Linked DNA regions of Homo sapiens: regions 1 and 3 are each linked to region 2. A link is a contact called in ENCODE Hi-C or POLR2A ChIA-PET data. All regions are on one chromosome and are shown on one strand. The core of a region is the stretch at or near the end of the contact, and the rest is flanking DNA. Distances in the headings are between cores, read along the strand shown.

Region 1 (4,341 bases), core at 1,504-4,003, 1.0 Mb after region 2:
GTGTCACTTAGGTTCATCAATTGTAACAAATGCTGGTGGGGAATGTTGATAGTGGGGGACACTGCTCCCAGGAGGGTGGATATATAGAACTCTGGATTTTCCACTCAATTTTGCTGTGAATCTGAAACTACTCTAAAAAGTATTAAAAATTAAAAATATTTAATTAAAAAAGCCACAAATCACCCCTCCTAATGTCATCTGTCACCCTCCTAGTCACTTCCCCCAACCCTTGATTATTTTAGTATCAGGCTCTATCTCCTTTCATATCATCATTTTTGGTGACTTCAGCATCTATGCTGATGACCCACCCAACACTCCGATCTCTAAGACTGTTAATATCCTTAGCCCTAGCAGAATATTCCTCCTGCCCTGCCTCAGCCTCCTGGTCATATGCTAGATCTTGGAACCATGAATGTCTACACCATCTCTAAACTCTCAGATCCAGAGATCCCTTCACCTATCAGTCCTCCAGGTCACTTACTTTAGTTCTTGGACTCAGCAATTTTCCCATCTCAGACCTCTATTCCATGACTCTCCTGTTTTCTCATGACATCTCTCCCCTCAGGCCTTCGTTCTCAGCCAGCTGAGAACTGAAACTCCATGCTCCAGCACACAAAATCTCCCTGGCAAACACTCCTACCTTCCTTGCTCTGGTCTCTCTCCATTGTATTCACTGGGCGAAAACCCAGCTGTGGTTAAATCAAACTGTTTACTTCACACCTGCACCTGAGCAATTGAACACCACTAAAGAAAATCGGCCAGCTACTCTGGATGGACTCAATTCAAATTTCTGGCCATAAATTTCAAACAGGCATTTGAACTGTTGGACAATCCTACTACAGTTACTTAGAAAATTCCTTTTCCCTCTCCGCAGTGCAATAATGTCACACTTTCTCCTCTCTCTGCATATTCTCAACTCCCCTTCCTCTTTCATTCTCACTGTAACCTCAGACTATCCTTCATAGAGAAAGTAGGTACGATCTGTTGCCGGATCTTCCTACCTCCCTCCAAAGCCACCAGAATGCCTATAGCTCTGCATTCTCTCCACCCACCACCCATGGCCGAGCCCTCCATCTGTGCCCTGGGCCCCATCCCCTTTTGCCAGCACAATTATCCCCTTTCTGTTGTGTTCATCAATTTCTTCCTTCCTACCAGAGCCTTTCCATGGAAGTTAAATGGGACTTAAAAAGCTCTAAAGCCTTAGCCTCATATCCCCTTCTTGCTATTATACCATGTTTCTGCCCCTCTTTAGAGTGACTGTTCCTGAAAGAGTTGTCTACACACTGACATCTCCACCTCCACACTTCTCATTCTCACTTCCACCCACTCCAACTGGGCTTTTAGCCCTAGTTGTCTGTTTTAATAGCTCTTATCAAGGATGCCAATGACTGACATCTTAAGGTCACATTGGTGGCCAGTTCACCATCCTCTATTCATCTGGCCTGTCAGTGGCACTGAATGCGTTTGACCACTCTCTCTGTGGAAGACTGAATTATGGGTCCTATTTCTTGTCCTGCCTCACTCTATCCCTATCCCCTTCAATCCGACTCTGCAGTCCCTCCCGCTAGATGTAGACTATACTGTACTTTCTTGCCCCTTGACTTTGGGCGTGGCTGCATGACCCCTTTTGGCCAATGGAATGTAGGAGGAGGTGACATGGTGCCAGTTCCAAATCTAGGTCTTTAGAGGCATTTTATGTTTCCACCTGCTTTTTTGTGCCTATTATCACCATGGGAGAAAAATGTGCCCTAGCTGGCCTGCAGGTACAAAAAGAGTGAGGGACATGTATGCAGAGCAGGCTCAGCCCAACGGTGGCTTAGAGCTGCCCAGCCAACATCAGCCTCATCTAGCCAACCTCCAGCTGACTCACAGCTTTGTGAATCAAATAAATATTTACTGTTATGCCATTGAGATTTTTGTGGTTGTTTGTTACCTAGCAATAGCAGACTGATACATCCTCTTTCTCAAAATACTTCCTTTGCTGAGTTCCTTGTAATCACCATCTTCTGGTTTTCCTCCAGTGTCATGGGCTGTCTTCCTCAGTCTGCTCTGCTGGGTTTTCCCCTACCAGATCTCTAAAGGTTGGAGTGGCATCAGTCTCAGCCATCTGCTACCTTCTTTCTTGACTCTCTCCCTAAGTGGAATTATTCTGGCCTACTGCTTTGAAGACTACCTACATGCTGGTTCTCAAATTTAAATCTGAACTCCAGACTCAAAGCTGTCTACACATATTTACCTGATGTCTGATAGGTCTTGGCATGGCCCAAACACAATTATGGATCCACCTCCTACCCCCAACATAGGACTACCCAGTTAGTCCTGGGTCAGATCATCAGTAAGCCTTATCTATTCCCACCTCCAAAACTGACCCAGAAACCAGTATCACATCTCACCATCTCCATAGCCACAACTGTGGTTTTTAAAATCTCCTCCTGCCAGGACTTTTGCAATAGTATCTTAACTGTTTTCTTCACTCCCCACCTTCTAACCCTCCAAAGGCTTCCCACTGCAACAAAATAAAACCCACACTTCTTACCTTGATCCATGAGGACTCAGCTACCTATGTTCCCAAGGCCCCTCTATTCTTCTTGCTCACATTGCTCCAACCACGTTGGCCTTCACGGTGTTTCTTAAGCATAAGGAGCACATTTCTGCCTCAGGGCTTTTGTTTTTACTTGCCTTTCTGCTTGCAGCACTCTTCCCCAGATCACCACATGGCTGCCTCCTTCCCACCCAGAAGGTCTCGAATGCCACCTCCTCAAAGAGACCTTCCCTGGCTAAATAAAACAGCACCCATCAACCTACCACACACACGGATGCACCCACATGCACACACACACACCCCTCTACCACAATACTCTAGTTTAGCTTCCTTTTTTTGTTATTTTTAATTTTCTTTTGCAGAGGCAAAAGAAGACACTTGCTGCCCAGGCTGGTTTTGAGCTCCTGGCCTCAAGTGATCCTCTTGCCTTGGCCTCCCAAAGTCCTGGGATTATAGGCGTGAGCCATGAGTCTACTCTGTTTCTCCCATTAAAATATAAAATCCTTAAGAACAGGTATTTGTCTCAGTCTCTGATGTATTACCAGGGCCTAGAACATGTCTTGTACATAGTGGACTTTCAATAAATGCTTGTTGATTGACTGACTGATGCTAGAACTGAATAGAGAAGGGATACAATTGGCTAGATTGTGAACATGGGAATGAATGTCCCAGGAAGGCAACTGCAGAAAGGCTGGAGAATTCAAGATACAGTATATCCAAGGGGTTATGAGGGGCCAGGCTGGCTACAGGAGAGAATTCATGGGGAATGAGGGAAGAAACTTCTGCATGGTGGAAAGACTTAAATGCCATCACTCCCAGTCATTGGAGATCGTGGGTGCCCCTGAGGGTTACAGATCAAGGACGTGATATGTTGAAAGCACAGGTTTTAGGATGATTAGTAGGGTTGAAAGGTATGCATTTCTGAGTGTCCTTAACTATGTGTCTTCCCTTGGGATCCCAGAATTTTAGAAGACAAAGACATCTAGAAGAATCTGAGAGCCCAGGGGAGCCAGAGAGATTGGTCCCCTTGGATTCCAGATGCAAGAAGAAGCCATTACCCAACCTTTCAGGGACCGATACTGAGTTCCCGGTTCAGGAAGTTCTCCCTGTGTAATTAAGGATTTGCCAAGCGCACAGCCGGCATTCATACACACGTGTTAACGAGCTGGTGCCCCAGTGTCCCTGGGCTCCCTTATACCCTCCCCCGACACACACACACACACACACACACACACACACACACACACACACACACACACAGTTGCTTTCATGTACCCAGTGGCTGAACACAAGCTTCCCCATACCCCCACCCCACGGATGCATCTCTAACCCAGCTACTTGCCTTCCCAGCCCCCTCCACCCAATTCTATTGTCAGGGCTGAACAAAAGGCCCAAGGCATCCTGGGTTAAAGGATTTTTAACTCTGCCAATCCCAGGAGGCTCCAACATGAAGCAGCTTCCTGCTGGAGAAAAGTGACTGAGACATCTCCCCAGGCGACAGGGGAATTTTTTTTTTTTTTAATCTGGTCTGAAAAACAGAACCTAGCCGCCAATCAGACACTCCTCCCCCCAGGACCCCACCCCGGAGACCTCCCAGCAGTCAAATGGGCCTTGAGGTCTCTTTCCTGATGACTTCTATTTGCAGGCGTCAGGCTTGTTGCTTCCCACGTCCCCCCCGACCCCCATCAGACCGGACTCTGGCTCTCCTCTCCTCCCGCACCTCCCCCACCCCGCCCTGTGCCCGGTGGCTGCCCCCGGCGCACGGACAGTGCCCCCTCCGCCTCTCTGCTCCCCGGGAG
Region 2 (4,392 bases), core at 1,323-3,822:
CTGAGGCAGGCGGATCACAAGGTCAGGGGTTTGAGACCAGCCTGGCCAACATGGCGAAACCCCGCCTCTACTAAAAATACAAACATTAGCCAGGTGCGGTGGCACGAGCCTGCGGCCCCAGCTACTCGAGAGGCTAAGGCAGGAGAATCGCTTGAACCCGGGAGGCGGAGGTTGCAGTGAGCCTAGACTGTGCCATTGCACTCCAGCCTGGGCGACAGAGCAAGACTCCGTCTCAAAACAAAAACAAAAACAAAACAACAACAACAAATAAATCTCTTCATTGTCCTTCATCTTTTGCAGGCTAAGTAACCCTACGTGGCCCAAATCTTTCGGTAGTATTTTATTTTGGTACTAATGCTCATTGGTAAAGACTGCTTTTTCAGTGCTGGAACAATTTTTGTACTGTATACAAAGGATGTAGAGATTTTGTTAAGATCTTCAGTCTCCAAATGCTGTTATTAAACTGTAGACATCTGGATTTTAGACACTTGTTTTGTCTGGGGAAAATTCGTTTTACGGCCGAGAGGTTTTTGAGTGTAATCTTTTTGGATTTCATGTAAGAAACACAGTACCAATGGTTGTCATTCTCTAGTATAACAATTTTTCACTAGCCTTTTCTGTGTTGTTTGTTCTAATAACATTTCCATATAAAGACGTAGAACCAAAAAATCAAAGTTCCTTTGTTTAGACAATGAGTCATTAAAAAATTCTCACTTTACCTTGGTTGATTAGTGCTGCCCAAAGCCTCAAACTCTTCTGTAATTACCGTACTTGTTTATTGAAGGCACTTAAGAGAAGGCGCTGGCAAATCATCTGCCCTGGTGCGGGCTATTTGAGTCTTAAAGTGGAAATGCAAAGTCTGAAATGCACTCGCTGCCAGGCACACTGAGTCTTAGATGCAGGTGGGGTTGACGGTACCAGGTGTGATTTGACAAGCCGTGGGCTGGCCCTGTAACAGTCCCCAGGCTAGTGTCAAGTTCCGTGTAACATCCTCTTTCCTTGAGGACTTCAAGAATCTACCAAAAGAAAAGCATCTCTTGAGGAGTAACTTAGGCCAGTTCCACGTTGAAGAGAAAAGTAAACGCCTATCACAGCAGCTCTACAGGATTAGGAACCGGGGCAATGGGGATGGTGGTGGTTCCGGTGAGGGAGCCTTCACTTGTCACTTTCTTCAATGCCTAAACCCTCCTTTTGTTAGCTGGCCCACACAGGCCAATGCCTACTCCCTAACGCATCCTCACCCTCCCCCAACCAGATGTGATGAGGGGAGCAAGCGTCCCCTGAGAAGCGTCTGGGCTCCCTCGGGGCAGCTGCGGTGGGGAGCTCCGGCTCTATCCGCAGGGCTTTCTTTAGTCCCTAGTCAGCGGGAATATTTTTACTGATTGGAAAAATAACCAGTCGTGCTCAGGTGCTCTCCCTCACTGAGATATACTGGCGAGGCTTCCCTGGCCGCAACGCCGCCGTAAGTGCTGCTCCCACGCGCGGTATCCCCGCGTACTGCTCAGTGCCCAACTCCGACGGGCTCTCAAGTGCCGCAACGCCCCGCCCCTTGCCACCTCCACACGTCTCATTGGCCAGAGCCTGCGTCCGCCTCGGCTCCTGACTGGCGGCTGCGCCTGTCGGTCCGTGCGGCAGGGACATTTCCGCATTGAAGGGGCTGCTCCGAATGGAGGGGGAGGGGAGGTGTTTAGGAGAAAGTAGGGGCTGTGGGTGTCGGGAGCCGGCTGACGGGTGGACAAGGGGGGGTTAGCAGCTGGGCTGCGACCGTTAGGGAGGGGCTCAAGGTGTGCATGTGTGAGGGAAGAGAGAGAGAGAGAAGGGCGCCTCAGAGGTGACTTTCAGCCTGCGAGCCTTCTTCCCGGGGCGCCATAAACGCCCCCAATTTCCCAGCTGCTAAAGGAAGAGGAAGGTGGGTCTCGCTGGCGGCTTGAGGAGGGGCGGGGTTGGGCTTCCGGCGACCCCCTGGATGAGTGTGTTTCCCGCTCTCGCTGGCCCGCTGTGTGGTCTCGGAGGCGGAATTTGGGCTTCTGAGGAGCGCAGGGCAGGCGGGGCGAGAATATGTACGGGAAGGGTCGGTGCCCTCCCTTGGGACTCCCGCGCCGGTGCACGGGTCTGCCTCTAGCCGGTGACCCCTTAGTGTCCGCTGCGGGGGAGGGGCAGCGTAGCCTTCGGCCCCTACCGAGAAAAAGCTGCGGCCGGGTTTCACTGCTCGAGGCGGGAAGGCGGGGAGCTGAGGCCCCGACCGGTCGGCCAGCCAGAGCGTGGAATTGGTAGCGCCTCCTAGTCCCAGGATGTTTATGGCTGGTGAAAATGGTTGCACTGCCCCCGCTGGCCGGCCTCGCCCGCCTCCCCGACCCCTGCTTGGGCGGGAGCCGCTGTTAACCGGGGTTTTCGGGGGAGGCGTTTGGGGCCTGGACGGCGGCGCGGGGAGGGGGCAGCTAGGGGCGCGGCCTGCCAGTGCCTCCTGCAGTACAGCCCTGGAGGGCGTGGGGACTTGGGGGCGGTGAAATAGCCGCTGTAGGTCCGCCTCTTTCATTGAAGAAATTTAAGTTCGTGTGGTTTTACCTTTTCCGGGAGTCTCCAGCTGGCCCTCATTTGTGTCCGGAGCTCAGGAGTTCCCAAACCGACTCAGTCGCACCAAGTTTCCGTCTTTTGGAATTGGGGAAGGAGTTTCTTTCTTTCTTTTCTTTTTTCTTGAGCCAGTTTTAATCGCTTTGAATAAATACTCCCTTAAGTAGTTAAATATAGGAGGAGAAAGAATACATCGGTTGTTAAAGCAGGAGAGGAAGAGAGACCTGCCCTGTAGCGTGACTCCTCTAGAAAAAAAAAAAAAAAGCCGGAGTATTTTACTAAGCCCCTAAAATGTCGAGATTTGTACAAGGTAAGAAATGCTGCTGCTTATATCCCGAGTTGCTTCAGGCAAATTTGGGTACTGACAGTGGAGAGGTTGGTGGGTGGTTTGGAAGTGGAAATGTTCATTTGAGATAACATTTGCGAAACCCTTTTCGTTGAATTGTCATCTGAGCTGCCTTGAGCTGCTGGGTTGACGTTCCAGACGCGTATAATTTATGCTCCTGTACCCTGCTGGGTTTAGTTTTGCCTCCCTGAAATCAGGTTAGTAGTACCGTCGCTTTCCTGGATAGTGGCTGTAAGTGATAAAACAGGATTTTTGGCTGCTAATTAATCCTTGTTCTCTTTTCCTGGTCTGTGTCAAGGTACCTGTGCGTGCACGCAGACGGGAAGGGCTGGGGAAGCGGGAGGACTGAGAAAAGCCGGGTGGGTTTTGCCGGGACTGTTGGGGAAGCTTTAGTGTTCTCCGCTTCTACTTCGTTTGTGTGTACGTGGTTTGCGTCTCAGATTCACTTATTGCGAAACTGGGAGTAGCCCGAAGAAGCTGGAGGTCATTTCAGCTGGAGAAATGACTTTGCTGCATTGCTGTGTTTATTTTTTCCTTTTTTGAACTATGAAAAGATGATTAAGGTTCCTTTGAAGTTTGAAAACTGCTCTCTAAATTCCACATGTGTATTTAAAAAGGGTTAGGGAATGCCTCAACTGAGATTATCAGTAACGTGTATATGAATGCATGTGTGTACGGTGTACTCACTGAAATTGGTGCTGGCATAAACCTTTGACACCAGTTTGTAGCATGAGATTTGCCTTCTGGTATGCAAGTAAACTCTTTCCTTGTAGACTCCAGTGTGTGAAAGCTTCAGCCATCTTGATGAACACACAGCTAGTAAAGTTCACAAACACTTATTATGCTTCCTGATAAATGTAGGTGTACTTTTGGAAAAAAAAAGTTGTGTCAGTAATGGCCATCATTTGACCCTGGGAATAAAAATGCCCTACTGAGTTCTACATCGCTTTATTAACTCTTCTTTAAATTTTGTGTAGTAGATTAAAGTAAGAGAATTCGACTGCCTGTGTTATTATCGAAACAGATCGAACGCTATGCTTGCCTTTAGCGCTAAGCTCAGAAATGTCACTTGTTATTAGACTTTCAAATTCATGTTATACCTTATATGTGGTAAGAGATGCTTATGTTCTGATTGAGTAAATGTCTTATTCAAGAATAGAAAGGCAGAACTGTTAGAAACGTACTGGTTTTGTAATAACAATATTCAGTTACCATAAAGGCGGTATTTTGCAAGAATATGCTAGGTAAAAGTGGACAAGTTACTTCTCTTTAAAAGTTAGAAATATTAATAAACCCAAGGTGTTCCATGTAGAGTTATGCTTTAGAATAGGTTGCAGAATTGGCAAGCATTGACTGATTTCACAGCCTTTGCTGTAATGCCAACTTGTCCTCAGAAGATTCAAAATCAAGTGGTAAGAGTTGCTGTGTATGTTTGTCATTACTTTGTCATCCACTTTTTTTAAAAAAACTTTTTA
Region 3 (4,581 bases), core at 726-3,225, 1.1 Mb after region 2:
TACAAAACTTGCACATGGTAACCAATAGCTCCATTCTAGGGTGAAGGAAAGAGCCTGAGTCTCTGCTGTGGCTGGGGACAGGAAATGCACCCACCTGCCAAGCTGCTGGTGACACCTGGTGGCAGCCAGGAAGCCCCAGACTCCTGAGGGAGGAGCAGTGTCCCTATTCTCCGGCCCCCAGGTGAGAGTTCCCAGCACTGGCTGGCCTGCTGGGCTGAGCAGGTATCTGGGGATGAGGACTTAGGAGTATGAAGGCCAAGGGCTCCCTGGGAGGGAAGAGAAGGTTTCTCCAGAGATGTTCACAGGGCGTGGGATCTCTAGGTAGTAAAAGGAATGCAACCTGGCTTCTTGCTCCCAGAAGGTGAAGCCAGACGTATTGTGATGTGTGGCAATCTAAATGACAAAATACTTTGTGGACACGGTTGGGAAGTACAGATAATGACATTACATCATGTCCATTACATAAACGAAGTGAAAAAAAGGTAGATACAAAAATAAGACTACAAATGACAGTTTGAAAAGAATGTTGTGTGTGTGTGTGTGTGTGTGTGTGTGTGTGTGTGTGTAGCAGGTATGAATAAGTCCACAAACTATATGGGCAAGACATATTTGATTCCTTTATTTCCTTTTAATCAACTTAGTCCTGCCTCTGAGCTCTCATTCATCCTGATAAAAATTTGTCCCCAGTTATTTTTAGGGTTTCCCACTGCCATGGTTGTGCTGGGGTCTCTCGTCCATAGCTGCAAAACACTGGCATTCTCCTGTGATTTTTGAGTCCATGGATACAGCCTTCTTCCACTCCACACAGTCCGTGGAAGCCCCCCATCTGGCTGGGGTACACGAATCAATCTTGGTGGGCCCGGAGACTCGATTCCTCAGAGGCACCCTCTGCAGCGTCACCCCGGAAGTCTTGCCACACCACCCACCCCCCATTCTCACCTCTCCTTTCTGCCTTCTTCCTTCTCTCCCACCTGCCCCTCAGAACACATACTCTTGAATGAGTTTAAGTTTTTCAAGAGGAAGAAGTACATCAGCCTTGCTGAAATAATCGAATAAGGGGATACCAGCAACATGGAAACCAGAAACCAGCCTGGACAACCTGGTGAAACCCCGTCTCTACTAAAAAAAAAAAAAAAATTTCAAAAATTAGCCGGGTGTGGTGATGCGTGCTCATAGTCCCAGCTACTCAGGAGGCTGAAGCACGAAAATTGCTTAAACCCGGGAGGCGGAGGTTGCAGTGAGCCGAGATCACACCACTGCACTCCAGCCTGGGCGACAGAGCAAGTCTTTGTCTCAAAGTAATAATAATAATAATAAACATTGAATGTACCTCTTCCTCAGGGAAAGGAGGTTAAATAAAGCTGGATTTCCATCTGAAAAGGGAGATAGAGGGGAAATATGGACAATAACATATGAAGTAAGAGTCAGAAAAAAATCTGTACATGTAAATAGATGTATATGGAATCACCTCATAATGTCACGGTGATTGTTTATGGAGAGTGAGGTTGCAGGTGAGTTTTATTTTCGACCCCACCTCTGGTACTCATGACCTTTGTGTGGCCCTCTCCCACTCTGTAACAGGGCGAGTTTGGGTGACCTATAGAATACAGCAGAAGTGAAGGTTCGTCACTCCCCACTGAGGCTATATAAAGGGCTGTAGTTTCCATCTTGGACACTGTCTCTCTTGCTCTTTCTCTCACATCATTTATTCTTAAGGGAAATTTTGTCCTGAGAAGCACTATAGAGGGGCCCAGCCATGGCCTCCTGCCAACAGCCACATGAGTGAGCTTAGAACCAGACCCTAGCAGGCCACTGATGCAATCCATCTGTAGTCCCAGCTAGTTGGGAGGCTGAGGCTAGAGAATTACTTGAGCCCAGGAGTTCAAGGCAGCAGTGAGCTATGATCACAACGCTGAAAAAGCAGCAGATCCTGCAACCTGCCAAGGCTTCACATGAGAATAGCCCTGACAACATCTGGACTGCAACCTCTTGAGACTCCCTGAGTCAGAACTACCCAGCATATTTCAGACGAGACCATAAAAGAGGAAGAAAAGAACCACCTGGCTGAGCTGCTCTCAGTGATAGTGAGATAACAGATGTTTGATATTTTAAGCTGCTGGGTTTTGGAGATAACCTGTTACACAACAACAAATAACTAACACAGTATTTTCCCCGCAATTTTCAAGTTCTATATAATGTACATATATTGCCTTACAACCAGAAAAAAAATGTTTTCAAAGATCAAGTAAATCCTTCATTCCAGTGTGATACAGAACAACCTGTTCAGTTGTCTGTCTGAGTACCATCACTGCTTTGCACACCTGTACCCACTGAAGTCCATGTGGTAAGACACCAGCTACACACCAGGGAGGCCTGAACAGGGGTTGGTCTTAATTTGGTTTTGCCAGAGAACTTCGTGTTGCAAAACATCCCATAAAAAGGGATGATTCTTTTCGTGTGATGCAGGTCTTGCAAATGTAGCCAAAAATCAGTTAATTCCCTCAGGAAATTGGATAACATTTAAACCTGGTTAACTGCCTCAAACGTTGTATAAAGTAATAAATAGCATTTGACTATTACCAACAGCTACATTTTGTTTATAGAGGATTTTCTTTCTTTTATTTTTTTTTATTATTATTTTTTTTTAGAGACAAGGTCTCCTTCTGTCGCCCAAGCTGGAGTGCAGTGGTGCAATCACGGCTCATTGCAGCCTCAACCTCCCAGGCTCAAATGATCCTCCCAGCTCAGCTTTTTGGGCACCTGGAACTACAGGCACATGTCACCACACCCAGCTTGGATTTCCCAAAATTGGAAATGTACATTTTTCTTTTGAAGGTCAGTGGGCCTAGAACAAAATGTGGCATGGTAGGGAGAATGCTGTCCTTGAACCTGAAGCCTTCCCTCTGCCAGGAACAGCTCTGTGGCTCTGCAACAAGTCACTTTGCCTCTCTGGCCAGTTTCCTTATATGTAAAACAGCAGTGTTGAATATACTATCTCTAATGACTCCAAAAATTTGTTACCCTATATAGTCTTGCTTTAACCTACCATGGTATTTTGGCTCTTGAATGACAAGCCTGAGCCCCCACTCATGATGGATGTTGCACTATCCAGTATGGAGGCCACTATGTGCATGTGGCTAAATTCAAATTAATTTAAATGAACTAAAATTAAAATGTATTTCTCTGTTGCAGTAGCCATGTTTCAGGTGCTCCATAGCACCTGCAGCCAGTGGCGATGTATGACACAGCGCAGAGTTAGAGCACTTCCACCATCACAGAAAGTTCTACTGGACAGCTGCTCTAGGGCCTCACCTCTCCAAGTGTGGTCCACGAACCAGCAGCACCACATTACCTAGGAGCCCTTAGAAATGTAGACTGGGCTCAGACTGGGCACAGTGGCTCACGCCTGTAATCCCAGCACTTTGGGAGGCCAAGGCAGGCTGATCACCTGAGGTCAGGACTTCAAGACCAGCTTGGTCAACATGGTGAAACCCCGTCTTTACTAAAAATACAAAAATTAGCCAGGCGTGGTGGCAGGTGCCTGTAGTCTCAGCTACTCGGAAGGCTGAGGCAAGAGAATCGCTTGAATTCAGGAGGCGGAGGTTGCAGTGAGCTGAGACTGTGCCATTGCACTCCAGCCAGGGCAATAAGAGTGAAACTCCGTCTCAAAAAAAAAAAAGAAAAGAAAGAAAGAAAAGAAAAGAAACGTAGACTCTTGGGCCCTACCCCAGATCAGCCGAATCAGAATCTGGATTTTAACAAGATTCCCCAGTGCCTCCTGCAGGTGTGAGTTTGAGAAGCCCTGCTATAGGGAATGTTCTCTGCTGAGCAGGTGACTGGAAGGACAGAGTGGTGGTTAGATGTGTGTCCTCGGCCGGATGCAGTGGCTCATGCCTGCAATCCCAGCACTTTGGGAGGCCGAGGCTGGAGGATCACTCGAGCCCAGGAGTTAGAGACCAGCCTGGGCAACATAGGGAGACCTTGTCTTTACAAAAACATAAACAAAATTAGCCGGGCATGGTAGTGCATGCCTGTGGTCCCAGCTACTTGGGAGGCTGAGGCAGGAGGATCACTTGAGCCTGGAAGGTCAAGGATGCAGTGAGCCAAGATCGTGCCACTGCACTCCAGCCTGGGCAACAGAGTGAGACCTTGTCTCAAAAAAAAAAAAAAAAAAAAATTGTGGCCTCTGTGACCACACTCAGCGGATGTGTAGCCTGGCTACTTCTTGGCTGTGTGAACTTAGGCAAATTTCTTAACCCTTCTGGGCTCCAGTTTCCTTATTCAGAAAATAGTATCCATCTCATGGGAAACTCTGAGGCCATAACAATATAAGACAATTATCACAGTGCCTCCCTAACACACAGTAAGTGCTCTTTAAATGACAGTTTTGTTATTTTGGGGTTCTGCAAGGTTTCAGGTTTCTGACAACCCCAGGCCTTGAGATCCAATGCAGACAACAGGCCAAGAGCGGCTCTTCTCCTTTCTGCCACAGGGTGGCGCTGTGTCACAACGTCCTTTCCTCTCCCGCAGACTTGGAGCTGGCTCCCCGGCAGGAAACCAGAATTTGAGATTTCCGCTGTC

What was found. A loop is a pair of places that touch in the nucleus more often than their neighbours do. ChIA-PET counts read pairs that join two places held with the same protein, here RNA polymerase II (POLR2A). Pooled maps may share reads with other maps.
Region 1: a loop to region 2 is called in a pooled map, with 4 times the contacts of the local background. The contact joins the promoter of LINC01800 here to the promoter of UGP2 in region 2. A Hi-C loop is called at or near these places in 7 of 50 pooled maps. POLR2A ChIA-PET finds 5 or more read pairs at or near these places in 3 of 52 experiments (BJ, Caco-2 and HEK293).
Region 3: a loop to region 2 is called in a pooled map, with 10 times the contacts of the local background. The contact joins the enhancer-like site here to the promoter of UGP2 in region 2. A Hi-C loop is called at or near these places in 3 of 37 single-sample maps with no recorded cell type and 3 of 50 pooled maps.

The regions. Positions count from the first base shown.
Region 1 is chr2:64,860,878-64,865,218 of GRCh38, forward strand. LINC01800 (long intergenic non-protein coding RNA 1800) reads right to left here and starts at 2,754. Exons shown (of 5, transcript NR_110224.1): 1 at 2,537-2,754.
Region 2 is chr2:63,839,324-63,843,715 of GRCh38, forward strand. UGP2 (UDP-glucose pyrophosphorylase 2) reads left to right here and starts at 2,573. Exons shown (of 10, transcript NM_006759.4): 1 at 2,573-2,881. The coding sequence starts at 2,863. It also overlaps a transcript of WDPCP not described here. RefSeq lists enhancers at 1,580-1,759, 2,630-2,679 and a silencer at 2,220-2,529.
Region 3 is chr2:64,913,321-64,917,901 of GRCh38, forward strand. All of the region lies in intron 1 of LINC02245 (long intergenic non-protein coding RNA 2245), which reads right to left. Among named protein-coding and RNA genes, the nearest start is that of LINC02245, 17 kb to the right of the region's middle. RefSeq lists enhancers at 2,172-2,251, 3,165-3,354, 3,725-3,774. Within about 2 kb of position 1,976, at least 6 of the 41 ENCODE cell types and tissues checked have a DNase peak (open chromatin) inside an H3K27ac peak, as active enhancers do.